Regions from separate parts of the Homo sapiens genome. Here region 1 is linked to region 2. Evidence: chromatin contacts called from ENCODE Hi-C data. All regions are on one chromosome and are shown on one strand. The core of a region is the stretch at or near the end of the contact, and the rest is flanking DNA. Distances in the headings are between cores, read along the strand shown. Region 1 has its middle 26 kb from the start of SCYGR1. Region 2 overlaps IRS1 (insulin receptor substrate 1).

Region 1 (6,907 bases), core at 4,229-6,728, 640 kb after region 2:
ACAACAGCAGCTAGTATAACGACTTGAAAGGTCCTTTGATGAATTTTAATACCTGGACGCATAAATATTTGTGTTTGATACTTTTAGGCATCTGAAAGAAGTGTCTGATTTCCTTGCTAAGGGATTGGCCTCAGGAACAGATGCATACCAGTGTTGAAATTCTCCTCAGCCTCGTGACTGGCAGTGATTCTTGTGTATCTGCCCTCTGCCTGTGTTGGAGCTGCTAAATTGTAAGAATTTGTAAGTTGGTAAAATACTTCTAAAAACCCTCAGCTCCATAAATATTTTTAAATTTAAATTTAATTTTGTTTTAGAGATAGGGTCTTGCTATATTGCCCAGGCTGGTCTCAAACTCTTGGGCTCAAAGCATCCTCCCATGTCAGCCTCCAGAGTAGCTGGCACTACGGGCACATGCCTTGCTTTGCTCTTTAATTTTTTTTTTCTTTTTTTTTTGAGATGGTCTCTTGCTCTGTCACCCAGGCTGGAGTGCAGTGGCACAATCTCAGCTCACTGCAACCTCTGCTTCCCAGGCTCAAGCGATTCTCCTGCTTCAGCCTCCTGAATAGTTGGGATTACAGGCATGTGCCACCACACTTGGCTAATTTTTGTATTTTTAGTAGAGACGGGGTTTCACCACATTGGGCAGGCTGGTCTCGAACTCCTGACCTCAGGTGATCCACTCGCCTTGGCCTCCCAAAGTGCTGAGATTATAGGTGTGAGCCACCGTGCCTGGCCAGCTCTTTAAATCTTAACGTAGTAACACCGTTACTAATTTCTCAGCTGCTTTTCTGAGTTTAACAATTTCTGACTGAATGCTTTATTTATAGGTTGACAATTCTCAGTACCCCTAGTCAGCCAAATGTGTCTCTCTCCACAACAGAGACTCACCTTCTCGTGGCTGCAAGCTGTGCAGCTGAAGAGGGATTCTGGAGAAAGAAGGGGAATCCTTTTGTTTGGGTCTATTAATGCTACGCAATGTGCCTGGGTTCTTGGAGGGAGACATATCCCATTCTTCCTTATTCCCTCCCATTGACTATACAGGAGAAACTGTATGGAGCTTACTTCAGAAAAACTATTAAGTCCCAAAGATGTGAAGTGTTTTGAATTTTATTCAAGTCCAACCTTGCAGGGCAACAACTCAACACAGCCATTCCTGCTCTTTCAGGAGAAGCCACAAGTGTGGGAAGACAGGCAGCTAAGTCTAGGGCACAGACAAATTAGTCATACTGTCTGCTTAGATCCTGAGGGCCTGCGAAACCCTCAAGGTTTCCTGGTGTCATCTTAAGGTGCTAGTTATTCCATTCTGGCTGCCTTTTGATTCATTTGGTTTTCTGCCCACAGGCAAGCAGAGGCGAAACCAACCTGCCAACTCTTACCTCAAACCCATTGAGAGAGACCTGGGGATTTCCTAGGGTTTTATTTTTACCTATTGCTCCCCAAACAGAAGTTCCATTACACAGAAGCATTTCTTTTTTTCTTTTTCTTTTCTCTTTTTCTTTGAGACGGAGTCTTGCTCTGTCACCCAGGCTGTCATGCAGTGGCACCATCTTGGCTCACTGCAATATCTGCCTCCCGGGTTCAAGAGATTCTCAAGCCTCATCCTCTCGAGTAGCTGGGATTACAGGTGTGTGCCACCACATCCAGCTAATTTTGTATTTTTAGTAGAGACGGGGTTTTGCCATCTTGGCCAGTCTGGTCTCGAACTCCTGACTTCAAGTGATCTGCCCGCCTCAGCCTCCCAGAGTGCTGGGATTACAGGCATGAGCCACCGCGCCCGGCCACACAGAAGCATTTCTCAGTGCCTAATCTAGTTTGCATATCAACTATTATGGAATAAAGAAACCAACAAGACCTTGCATTGCACTCCCTGGGTGGGATGACATATGCCTATCAAGGCCAGAGCCTCCTGAAACCCATCTCTTATTTCTGTTGGCACTGCTCCCACCCAGACAGAAATGAGTTAGAGTGAGGCATTCTCCCTAGTAACCACGGGAAGTAGGATTTCTCCCTGCAGAGGAGCAAAGGAATAGAGGAATGAATATCTTTGACTCCTACTCCTGTTCACCTTATGGGAGTCTTCTCTGATCCCCACAGCTAAAACACCGTCACTTCTACCCCATTCATCTTTATGCTCTTATCTGGCTTTATCTTTCCTGTCTTTTCCCCCACCAACACTTACCTCCCCCCTGCCCTAGAATGTGAGCCCCCTGAGCGCAGGATCTGTCTGATTCATTTACTGCTGTATCCTCAGTGCCCGAAACAGTATCTGTCCCATTTCTGAGTGCACAAAAAAAAAATCTGTTAAACAAATAGGGGACCTCTACTATTGCCAGGCACTGTGTCAGACCCTGTGCATACACTATACATGTGACACAGGTAGGTGTTAGTGGCATCATTCTACAGATGAAGAACCCAGGGAGTAACAAAGGAGGTGACATAACTTCCTCAAGGTCACACACTTAGTAAATAGTTGAGCATTTACTGCCTCTAGAGGGTCTATCCTCTAGAACTTGATCCCTTTTGTCAAATGCAAGAGCTAAAGAATTGTCGAGTAGAGTGTGTTTCATTCTTGAAACCATCTCAGTTTTCTACCTAGGTAGAATTTAGGAAAACAGAAGGGATGGCAAATATATATATATATAAAAACAGAGGAAACCTTCTTGAGGGTTACAACTTAAACAAGCACAGCCCAATACAAAATACTCTGAACTAAAATCAAACAACAATTCTCAGTATCTCAGAGGGTTTGATTAGTTTACTTAAAGTTTTTCAATCATCCCATATGCATTTACTGAGGCCCTCGTATGTGCCAGGCTCTGGGCTAAGTGCTCCGATACTAAGAGAAAGGCGGTAGACTTAGCCCTGTGGAATTTACTGTCCACCTGAGAACAATGAACCCAAGAGGTGTAAGAGACCAGGATTTCTGAAGAATACAGAAGAAATACTCAGTGTGCTTGGAGAGCAAGTGAAAGAGGGTCTGGCATAGACTGTGGGGCGGGGAGGGCAGGTCAGGGAAGATTGGCCCGAGGAAATGGTTTTAGAAGGGAACTAAACTTACCCTGGAGATTATAGTTGTCAAAGAAAAGCAAATCATAAACAGCCAGGACACACAACACAGACGTTACAGAGACACTGACAAGAGGAAATGGGAAGGAGGCGATTAGATTCATGGGCAGGAGCTCAGAGGAGAGGTACGGGCTGGAACTATATATTTGGAAGTCATTGGCTTACAGAAGGTAATTGAAATTGTAGGTGTCGATGAGATCATCTTGGAAAAAATTACACAGCAAGAAAAGAAGGGAGTCCAGCCCTGAGCTTTAAGGAAGTCTAACACGTAGTGGCTGGGAAGGGGAGGAGTTGCCAGCCAAGATGCCCGGGAAGGAGCGGGCGAGAGAGGCAGGAGGGAATGTAGGAATTGTGGCCATGTGAAATCCAGTGGAGAAAAGCTCTCAAAGGAATCATGTGTGCAGAGCCAACACTGCTGAGGGGCCAGAGATAGGAGGACGCAGAGATGAACAGGTGACAATGAAGTCATAGGTGACCCTGGGGAGAGGTCCTTAGGTGGCATGATGTGAGCAAGAGTCTGATGACAGGCAGATGAGAAAGGGTGGGAAGGGAGGGAATGGAGATGGTATCACCCAGTGGTCTGCAAACCAGGACCCACACACCAAATCTGGCTGGAGGCCTATTTATTTATTTATGATGTATTTATTTATTTTGCAAGGGCCTGTTTTTGTAAAGGAGATTTCACTGGAACACAGCCATACCCATTCACTTACATACGTATTATGGGCTGAATTTTATCCTCCTCCTTGACACTTAATTTTTTAAATTGTATATATTTAAGGTATATAACATGATGTTTTGATATACATAAACATAGGAAAATGATTTCCTTTTTAAAAAATTTTAATCAGGCCAAAAGAGAGAGAAAAAAGAATAAATATTCCTATAGTGAAATGATTTCTACAGTGAAATGAACACATTCCCTCATCTCATATAGCTACCTTTTTGTGTGTGGTAGAAATACCTAACAACTGCTCACTTAGCAAATTTCCAGTATACAGTACATTATTATTATAATTATTATTATTCTTAGAGACAGGGTCTCACTCTGTTGCCCAGGCTGGAGTGCAGTGACAGTCACAGCTCACACTGCCGCTTCAAACTCCTGGCCTCAAGCGATCCTCCCACCTCAGTGTCCTGAGTAGCCAGGACTACAGTTTTGTGCCACCACACCTGGCTAATTTCTTTTTAAATTTATGTTATACCTTTTGTAGAGACGGGAATCTCACAATGTTGCCTAGGCTGGTCTCGAACTTCTGGCTTCAAGCAATCCTCCTGTCTCAGCCTCCCAAAGTGCTAGGATTATAGGTGTGAGCCACTGTGCCCGGCCACAATACAATATTATTATTAACTATAGTGTCCCTCCCAAACTAATATGCTGAAGTCCTAACTCCAGTGCCTTAGAATGTGACTGTATCTGGAGATAGAGATAGGGTCTTTAGAGAGGTGAATAAGTTAAAATGTGGTCATTAAGGTGGGCCCTAATCCTGATAAAGAGGGGGAGATTAGGACAGACAGACACAGAAGGCAGGCCACGTGAAGACACAGGGAGAAGATGGCCATCTGCAAGCCAAGGAGAGAGGCCTTAGGAGAAACCAACCTTACCAATATCTTGTTGTCGGACTTCCAGCGTCCAGAACTGTGAGGAAATAAATTTCTGTTGCTTAAGGCACCTAATCTGTGGTTCTTTGTTATGGCAGCCCTAGCAGCCCATTGGCTATTTTTGCACTACACAAGTTGCAGAGTTGAGTAGTTACAACAGAAGCTGTATGGTGAGCAAGGCCAAAAATATTCAGTAGCTGGCTCTCCACAGACATTGTTTGCCAAGGCTAGGCATGGTAGCTCACCTGTAATCCCAGCACTTTGGGAGGTCAAGGTTGGTGGATCTTTTGAGCTCAGGAGTTTGAGATCATCCTGGGCAACATGGCAAAACCCCATCTCTACAAAAAAATACCCACGACCCGCCCCCGCCAACCAAAAAAAAAAATTAGGCATGCTGGCATGCACCTGTAGTCCCAGCTACTTAGGAGACTAAGGCAGGAGGATCACTTGAAACTAGGAGGCTGAGACGGCAGTGAGCCATGATCGTGCCACTGCACTCCAGCCTGGGCTACAGAGTGTGACCCTGTCTCAAAAAAAAAAAAAAAAAAAAAAAAGAAAGAAGAAAGAGAGAGAGAGAGAGAAAGAAAGAAAGAAAGAAAAAAAAAAGAAAAGAAAGAAAGAAAGAAAAAGAAAGAGAAAAAGAAATGATTCGCCAATCCCTGATACAGACAATTGTTTCAAGGTCATATACCTGGTACATCCCAGAGTCAGGATTTGAACCCCAGTCAGCACCAGTGACTCCTGTTCCCTGCCCTACCCCCTGAGAGCAGGCTGCCTCCCCTCAGCCAGGAGGGCTGGAGCTCAAACAGTAAAGTCAGCATGGTTCTTTTCTTTTCTTCAGTTCATGCTCTGCCCTGTGGGCAGCTGTTGTGGGGAAATGCTGAGTCATAAATAATTCTTACATTAATGCCAAGGCAGCCGGAAGGGAAATGTCAGTAGGAAATGGTATTTCAAATAAGTACAAATTTCATAATTCAGCCAATTTTTTAGACCATTTCTCGCAGCAACATTTTCTTATTTTGAGTTTTGGTAAACTCATAATCATTTATAAATGTGGATAAAACCTACCTTCATTTGGACATGTGACCCAGATATATACATGATATAGAATGGGCCAAACAGATCAGAGCAAAGAGAGGAACAATTGGTCTTATGTATAACTGGCCCTTGTATCTTTACATCACCCAAGACAATTATAGTATTGTGACATTCACTGTTTGAGCTTATCATTGAGAAGCTCCAGGAAGCTTCGATTTCTACTCAACAGAATGGCTCGTTAGTATAATTTTATCCTCTCAGAAATATATTGCAGAAGTCAGCCGTCACAGTCAGCTTCATTTCCTTGAAGGCCTCTTCAGGGTAGTGCCCAGAGACACAAGGGTTGCCAATACCGGTGTCTGCAGGTCCAGGAGCGTGGGTTAAGGAGTGAAGCCAGTTAGGCAGAGAAAACACCGTCCTCCGCCCCACCGCCCCCAGCCCATTGTGGTTATGAGGAAACATAGGCCAGCTGTTCCCAAATCTTCTGCTTTTTCACAAGAAGCCGGAAATCCAGATTTGATGTGAAATTTCCTAATTTCTAAATCTTGGCAACTAATTCAAATAAAAAAAAATAAAAACACAGATTTTTCTTTTTTTTTTTTGCCTGTGGTTTGGACCCCACCATAGGACCCCTGTTAATGACTCCTGCTCTGGTGAGACTCCATGGCCAGGGTGAAGGGCAGGGGTGAAGGGCAAGGGTGAAGGTCGAAATTAGTCTGAACTCACTGGTGTTCATCATTCCTCATGGCAAAACCTTGCTTCCAGGTGTGGTCTTCCCCCGTGCGTTTCTGTGGCTGTATCTGACTTACCCAGTCTCATACCCAGTTTTTCTCTTCCCTTTATTTCTGGATACTGAAATTCTTGGGGTTATTTAAGCCACAGCTGTTTAAAAATGTCAGCATCTGAACCTCATGTTCCCAAGCAAGGAACTGTTGACTGAGTTGGGTCAGCAGGAAGGAATGGACTAGATTTTCTGCCACCCTGACAATGTTTTCTAAACCTGGAGCGAGGCTTCCTGACTCTGTCTCTGCCACTTTTCACATAGGAGTTGCCAAGGAACAGATGAAGGGATACTAAAAATACAAGCTTTGCCATCTCTGTGTTCTTTTTTCTTCAAATCTTTTCTCCATAAATGCCTCGCCTCTTGAATCTCCATTTGTTTTTCTCATTTGTTCAATCATTTATTCACTCAGTAAACATT
Region 2 (7,193 bases), core at 4,681-7,180:
GCTGAAATGGAAATTAGAGACAAGATAATGCCTTTAAATTTTTATTGACTAACAAGTAGCAAAAACTCTTACTGAATCACTATTTATTGTCATATAAGCTTCTTTGAAGGGTACTCTGTGCATCCTACTCCTGGACTGGTCCACATAAGGGCCAGGAAGACTTTTTATCGGGGCCCTGTGGGGAATCGCCAACTTATCTGGGTTTCCTACAAAGTTGACTAATATTGCTCTCTGTGAGTTCTCTAAAACAACCCCATGAGCACTAATGGACTTTCCTAGGCTCACAGGAGTAAAGTATCCATGGAGCTTTTCCACCTGCCTACTCAACAGCTGGCCTCACAGCTTTGGAGCAACGAGAAAACTCCAGTTCCTACTTTGCAAAAATTGGGGAGGAACAGGAAAGGCTTTCCCACATTTCTCCTCTGCCACTTCCGTAAAAGAACTATGCAGGATGTCTTCATCAGCTGAACATAACAGGAACCAAACAGAAGCCACTTTAAAAAGTAAATCTGTTGAAAACATGGACCTAATTTTTATTGTAAATGGATTTAACTGAAATTTTACACTAGGGAATAAAGCTGAAATATATGAAAAAACTATATTACCTTATGTTTAACAAAGCATGTTTTAATTGAATCTACTAGAAAATTCTTAAATGAACAAAGTTTGATCAAGTGTTCATGTTTTTGGATTACTTTTCCTTCACGTTTCAACTTCGACTTCTTGTTTGGTCATCATGGAACAACCATAAAAAGAATCATTTCTGTAGAAATATTCAAAGGTTTTATGAATTTTCCCAAGGCCCTCTCTTAATCTTATATATATATATATATATATATATATATATATATATATATATTTTTTTTTTTTTTTTTTGAGACAGGGTCTCACTCTGTTGCCCAAGCTGGAGTGCAGTGGCACGATCTCGGCTCACTGCAATCTCTGCCTCCAAGGTTCAAGCAATTCTTGTGCCTTAGCCTCCTGAGTAGCTAGGATTACAGGCGTGTGCCACCAACCTCAGCTAATTTTTGTATCTTTAGTAGAGACGGGGTTTTGCCATGTTGTCCAGGCTGGTCTTGAACTCCTGGCCTCAAGTGATCCACTTGCCTTTGCCTCCCAAAGTGCTGGGATGACAGCGTGAGCCACCACGCCCAGCCAATCCTATACTATTTTTACCATGCATTTTAGAAGTACTAAAGTAGTCATTATCTTTGATTTGTTTCTTCAACAGTTGACTCATCTGCTAGATCTTTACTGGTCATTGACTGCTTGTGAAACCCAGCAATCCACCAGCATTACTTTCATTGACTTTATGAAATGCTGCATCTTTCACAAAAGGTGTATTTCCACACTGAATAAAACTGGATGAAGGATCACTGGTATTAAGTATAAAGAGATAATAAGCAAGGGCAGAGTTTAGAAGTGCTTAGTTCATTAGTGAATATTTTTGTGTCTTCTGCTTCCCTACTAAAACCTTATAATTGCAGGAACTCAAATAATGAAGATCACTCTCTTGCCACCATTCCATATGGTAGGATTCGGTTTCATCAACCCACTAGCATGCCTTCATGAAACCATAGAGCCAGCTGTCGAGAGCAGCTCAAAACAAGAATGATCACAGAATTAACACCTAAAAGCAAATGGTATAATAAAAAACATCATTAAAAGTTTACTCAGCCAACATAATTTTCCAGGAAGTTAGTAAAATCAAGTTAAAAAAAAAAAAGGCAATGAAGGTCAAAGCAAACTCACATTTACCTGATTAGTGCCAAATGTTTCTACTACAGGTTTTGCATGTCACCAGAAAAAAGGCCTGATATGTAGGTGTTAGAGCAGAATAGTATCTAGCCTACAGGAAGATTAAAGGATTAAAATGAACTAATACTCTACTTCCTAAAACATACAGACTTCTACACAGTGCCAGTCAAATGGCAGCCAAGTGTTATCAGCAAGGCTAAATTTGGATCACATAACCTAAAAACCACTTAAGATAAAAAGAGTGCTGAAATAAGCGCAAGCCATAATAAGGGCCAATGAGAGAATGGGTCACGTCAGGTGACATGGTTTCCAAAATAAAAAAAGGCCAACTCAAAATACAAAAGAACTGGGATAAATTCTTGATAGCTGGAATGTTTGGTGGAGGCTTAAAATGAGCACCTTACACCCCACCCCCAACAAAAGGGCCCTTAGCCATTCTTTATAGAATTGAGATCCTGCTTTAAAGAAACCAGAGCACACATGTCTTGCAAGGAATGCATTAATGATCATAACCTGGGTGGCCAAGCATCCAGACAGGCCTGGAACTAGGACTGAACTCTGGTGGCAATACGCAAAGGGCCTGGTTTGACCAATGGGTATCTCAGAAGCTAGTGCAGCCTGCCGCTGTGGCAAGACTAAAAAAGAAACCTTTTGGAGCCACCCCTAAAATAAGCCTCGGTGATGCTGGTAATGAATGTATGAAAATCTAGGGTAGAGGTGGCTTTAGTTCATTATCTAAGAGGTCTCAGCTGATTGGCACTATCAAACTCAAAGGCATGAGGAGTAACACGTCACACAGAAGAAGTCCATGTCCCTCTAGAATAAAACTTAGTAACATGGTGAGTGGTCCAGGCACACACACTGACATTCCCAGGCTTTCATCATACTTTGAATGAAATTCAAGCAACTTCCCATGGCCTATGAAGCCCTGTGAGACCCTAGCTTACTACCCCAATCACACCTTCTACCCCATCCCTGCTGCTCCAGATGCACCGGAACATAGGATCGTTCCCAGCATAGGATTCTGCATCTGCTGCTTCTACTGGGACACTCTTCACCAGCACACAGCCTCGCCCCATAAGTCTCTCCCTTACTTCACTCAGATGTTTGCTCAGTCACTGCCTCCTTTCTGGCTACCCTTATCAAAAATGGCCCACCCTACCCATTCTTCTCTATCCCTTTACACTATTTCATTGGTTATCATTTGTTTCTTCCCTTGGAATAATAAAAACTCCACGAACACAGAAACCTACTATCTGTCTGATTCACCACATAGTCTCTGTTTTCCAAAAATGTGTCTAGGCACATAGCAAATCTCAACAAGGAATGAGATTTGGAATAAATGAATGGACATATACTTGTTGCATTGATACAAATATATTTTATAAAGTAATGAAATATTAAAATAATAAGCAAATAATCATCAATAAGACTAAAATAAACCAAACCAAAGCCAAAGGGCTAATCAAAAATTTGAATGTTTGTGTGCTAAATATTGTACCAACAGCAGCTTAGTAAACCACCCTGAACTCTCCTCTGTACCTGCTGACCTTAAAATTCATGTGAAACTAGGTTCTGGCTGTTACTAAACCAATCTAAATGCCATCAAAAGTTCTCCAAAATCTTGTAGTGGCGCTATCTCGGCTCGCTGCAACCCCCACCTCCTGGGCTCAAGCAATTCTCCTGCCTCAGCCTCCGGAGTAGCTGGGACTATAGGCGCCCCCCACCACGCCCGGCTAATTTTTGTATTTTTAGTAGAAACAGGGTTTCACCATGTTGGTCAGGCTGGTCTCGAACTCCTGACCTCACGATCTGCCTGCCTCGGCCTCCCAAAGTGCTGGGATTACAGGCGTGAGCCACCGCACCCAGCGAATCCTTCTTTAAAGTAACCAGAGCTCACTGAGGCAAGACAGATGGTGCCTTCAGTGACCCATTCTCTAACAACAATGTTGTAACACTTGTCTGCAAAATAGGAACTCATGTTCAATATGTTTTATGTAACTATATTCAATATATTGCAATATTGTTTATGCAACTGAAGAGACCATCAGAACCTAGAAACTAGTAATAGGATTCTCCCAACTCAATACTCCCACTATCACCGAATCACTCTGTGACCATATATTCTTAAAGCACGGAATACATGCCAAAGATGAAAATCCACTAAGCAGAGTCAAAAAAGAGTTATGAACAGATGATGAAACTGAAGACAACTAAGGCCATCAGCCTTGCCCTGCCAAAGATGGTCACTGGCAGTGCAGTACACATGGACACTGAACTCAGGACAGTCCAGGTTCAAATAATCAGTGACCGGCAAGGAAACAGAAGCTGCTGCAAGACTGCCCGGAGTGTCTTCAGAAAGCAATTAGATCTATGGAAGACTAGACCAAGGCAATGCAGGCCTGCAGCACCCCAAGGAACCACAGAGCCATTTCGAGGCTGTCCTTCCAGCCAACCAGACATGGATGGAAGATCTAGACATGCAGATGTTGTTTTAGGTTTCCGACGCGTTTCATGGGAGGCTTAGAAACTTAACTTTCACTTGAAAAGCAACAACTTATCAACCCATCATTATAACCTCAAAGTTGTTTAACAAAGCTATTGTTTTAGTAGGAATGAGGCAGATAACAGGGAAGGACTACTCTTGTCGTTATCTCTAGAAAACTTTCTATTTATGACTCCAGAAAAACAGGTGCATATAAAAATTAGTCATAAGCCAATGGAATGGAGTCTTCCAACTTTTCTGAATTTATCGGTCCATTCACTGATCACAAGTATACATTCATCTTAGTTGAGACATATCAGCCATTGATCGCCTTACTGCCATATAAAGTATGGCCGTTCAAGTCTTACAAAATGTAGCCTCCCAGTTTCACTGCTCTCCTGTCTGGTAAGCAGTGGAGGCACTAGGAAATCTACTCCTCTCCCAGAAAGGATATAGGAGGTTGAAAAAAAAAGAGCAGTAATAAAGTCCTAGCAGTCATGAATGCATTTTGAAAACTTTATGACTAGGGTTGACTATGTCATAGATACAGGCAATTGATTACCAGTGTTCAGAAAGTATTTTCAAGCAGGGCTAATAATCAAACACTCCACATATGAAAGAGAAAACTTCATTTAACAAGCTACCTTTTAAAGCCTTTAATTATTCTAATAAATTATGATTTTCCCCTCAAACATGTGTGAATTGCTGAATGGCATCTTGCCCAATAGAATTTTTCAAAAGAAACTTCAAAAACAATAAAACTAAATATGAGTGTGGTCTACTTAGCTTCTTTGATAAATTTAGTATGATACATTGTTCATAAACTCCTCCACCCTGCCTAATTTTTCCTAAGAGTACTTACCACTATCTGAATTAACTTGATCTGTTTAGTGCCTATTTCTCCCTCTAGAACATAAGCTCAGAAGTGTGGAAACGAAGTCTTATTCCTAGCCCTATTCCCAGCAAATAGTAAAGCCAAAATAGTGAATGGCTTTACAAATATTTGAGGATCAAATGAATGAACAATGACATCTATAACATACAGTCTTTGGACACATATATATGTGAATATGCAACATATATGTACAACATGTTGTATATAAAGATACAAAACAGACAAAGCATTTTACACATGTACAACCTGATGTAGTATAGCATGGGAGAAAACATTAACCTGGAGATAGAATATCAGGGTTTTTATTTTTGTTTTTGTTTGCTAACTCTACCATGTAACAGCTGTATCATCTTAACCAAGTTACTTACACTGTATGGTCCTGAGTCTATTTGTCTGTAGAAAGAACATTCTGAGCTTTATTATCTTTAGGGATACTTTTAACTCGAATATTTTTCTCAATAAACTGGACTCTTTGGAAGGCTGAGGTGGGAGGATCTCTTGAGCACAAGAGTTTGGGGTAAGCTATGATGATGCCACAGCACTCCAGCCTGGGCATCAGAGTGAGACCCTCTCTCTTTAAAGTTCATGTATATATATATAACTTTTGGAGCATGAGAACTAGCTAGATCCTGTCACTGTCAGTGACGGAAGAACGTTGGTAGTGTGGGCTGTGTTGTTTGTGATTTTAAAGGTTACCCTATTTTTATGGGAGGGAGTGGTATATGTAAATATGAGCACATTCTTGGTCCTGACTGTGTTTATCAAGGTCAGAAGGTGTTGGGGAAGGATGACGGTGATAGGGCATGGCATGGCTGCTGAGGAGTTTATAGCTGGGTCCCCTTTCCTGTTCCCAAGCACATGGTATCAGCCGGCTGTCCGGTGGCTCAGTAGGCTCACTGTGTTCCAAAATTACTTCAGAGCATTCGGCTCCACCACTCAAGGAAAAGCAAAATAGAAAATGAGGAGAGGAACAAAGGAGTAGGTTGGAGGAAGGGTGAAATTCATAGGACAGTTTTACAGAGAGCCATGAACCACAGTTAGTTACTGATTTATAATTACCCAGAGGCCAGGAGTTAGAATTTTAGTAGTTTCGTTATTTTGCTTTCCTTACAGCATGGATTATGTAAATTGTTGTATATATGTCTCTTGAATATATATAATACATATTTAAACATACATATAATATACTTAAACATCTATATATATGTTTATATACATATATAAATCCATCTCTTTAAGATGCTCATGCCTTCTGCCTGGCACAGCACACAGCACTGGATCTCTCTGTCAAAGAGTGCTGAGACTCAAGAGTAGAGTCAAGAATTCTACAGAAGAAAACATTCAGCACTCCCCAGTCATACTTTTATTTTCAAGTTTTTATATATAATTAAATCCACAGGAACTATAAAATGCATGTACCTAGCTCCTTTTAAAGTTTAATAAATATATTTCAGCCATTAATCCTGATTTATACTTACAGCTTGTAACATAATTTAGCCCACATGTAGAACTTTGCTTTTTCTATGCCAAGCTAATAAATGCAACCCAGTTTCCTAGAATTTAACAGTACACCATACTCATACTTCATAAAATAAATATCTGAACAAGAGACTCAACACTGTTGTATCTTTTCAGGCACTCAATCTTGATATACTCTTACAGCCAAGAAATCTAGGAAGCTGGCTGAGTTCAAAAAATATTTTTAATAAGGAAGGAACAAAAACCAAAAGCACCCCTATGTTCTAAGGGTGAAAGGGGCGTTGGTGGGATATAACTCAAACCATGACAAACTCTGTGTATGAGAGGCAATTCACAGCTTACAATTTTACTTTCATATGTTATTTCATTTGATCCACAAAACAACATTATAAGACAGACTGGGGCAATATTACTATCTCCAATTTTGTGAACCAGAAAATCAGGTCAAGGAATGACAGTTCCCAGGAGGTGGCAGAATCGGGAATAAAATTCACATCTCCTCTTTTCTTGTCCATGATGGTTCTATACTTTCATTTGATCTTTCACTTATAATAGTCAACCTAGTCTTGCACTAAA

The links. Hi-C counts contacts between places; a loop is a spot of excess contacts on that map. Pooled maps may share reads with other maps.
Region 1: a loop to region 2 is called in a pooled map, with 3 times the contacts of the local background. The contact joins two enhancer-like sites. A Hi-C loop is called at or near these places in 2 of 37 single-sample maps with no recorded cell type and 3 of 50 pooled maps.

The regions. Positions count from the first base shown.
Region 1 is chr2:227,410,218-227,417,124 of GRCh38, forward strand. No RefSeq gene overlaps it. Among named protein-coding and RNA genes, the nearest start is that of SCYGR1, 26 kb to the left of the region's middle. RefSeq lists an enhancer at 1,393-1,592. Within about 2 kb of position 5,479, at least 19 of the 41 ENCODE cell types and tissues checked have a DNase peak (open chromatin) inside an H3K27ac peak, as active enhancers do.
Region 2 is chr2:226,765,306-226,772,498 of GRCh38, forward strand. All of the region lies in intron 1 of IRS1 (insulin receptor substrate 1), which reads right to left. Among named protein-coding and RNA genes, the nearest start is that of IRS1, 31 kb to the right of the region's middle. Within about 2 kb of position 5,931, at least 8 of the 41 ENCODE cell types and tissues checked have a DNase peak (open chromatin) inside an H3K27ac peak, as active enhancers do.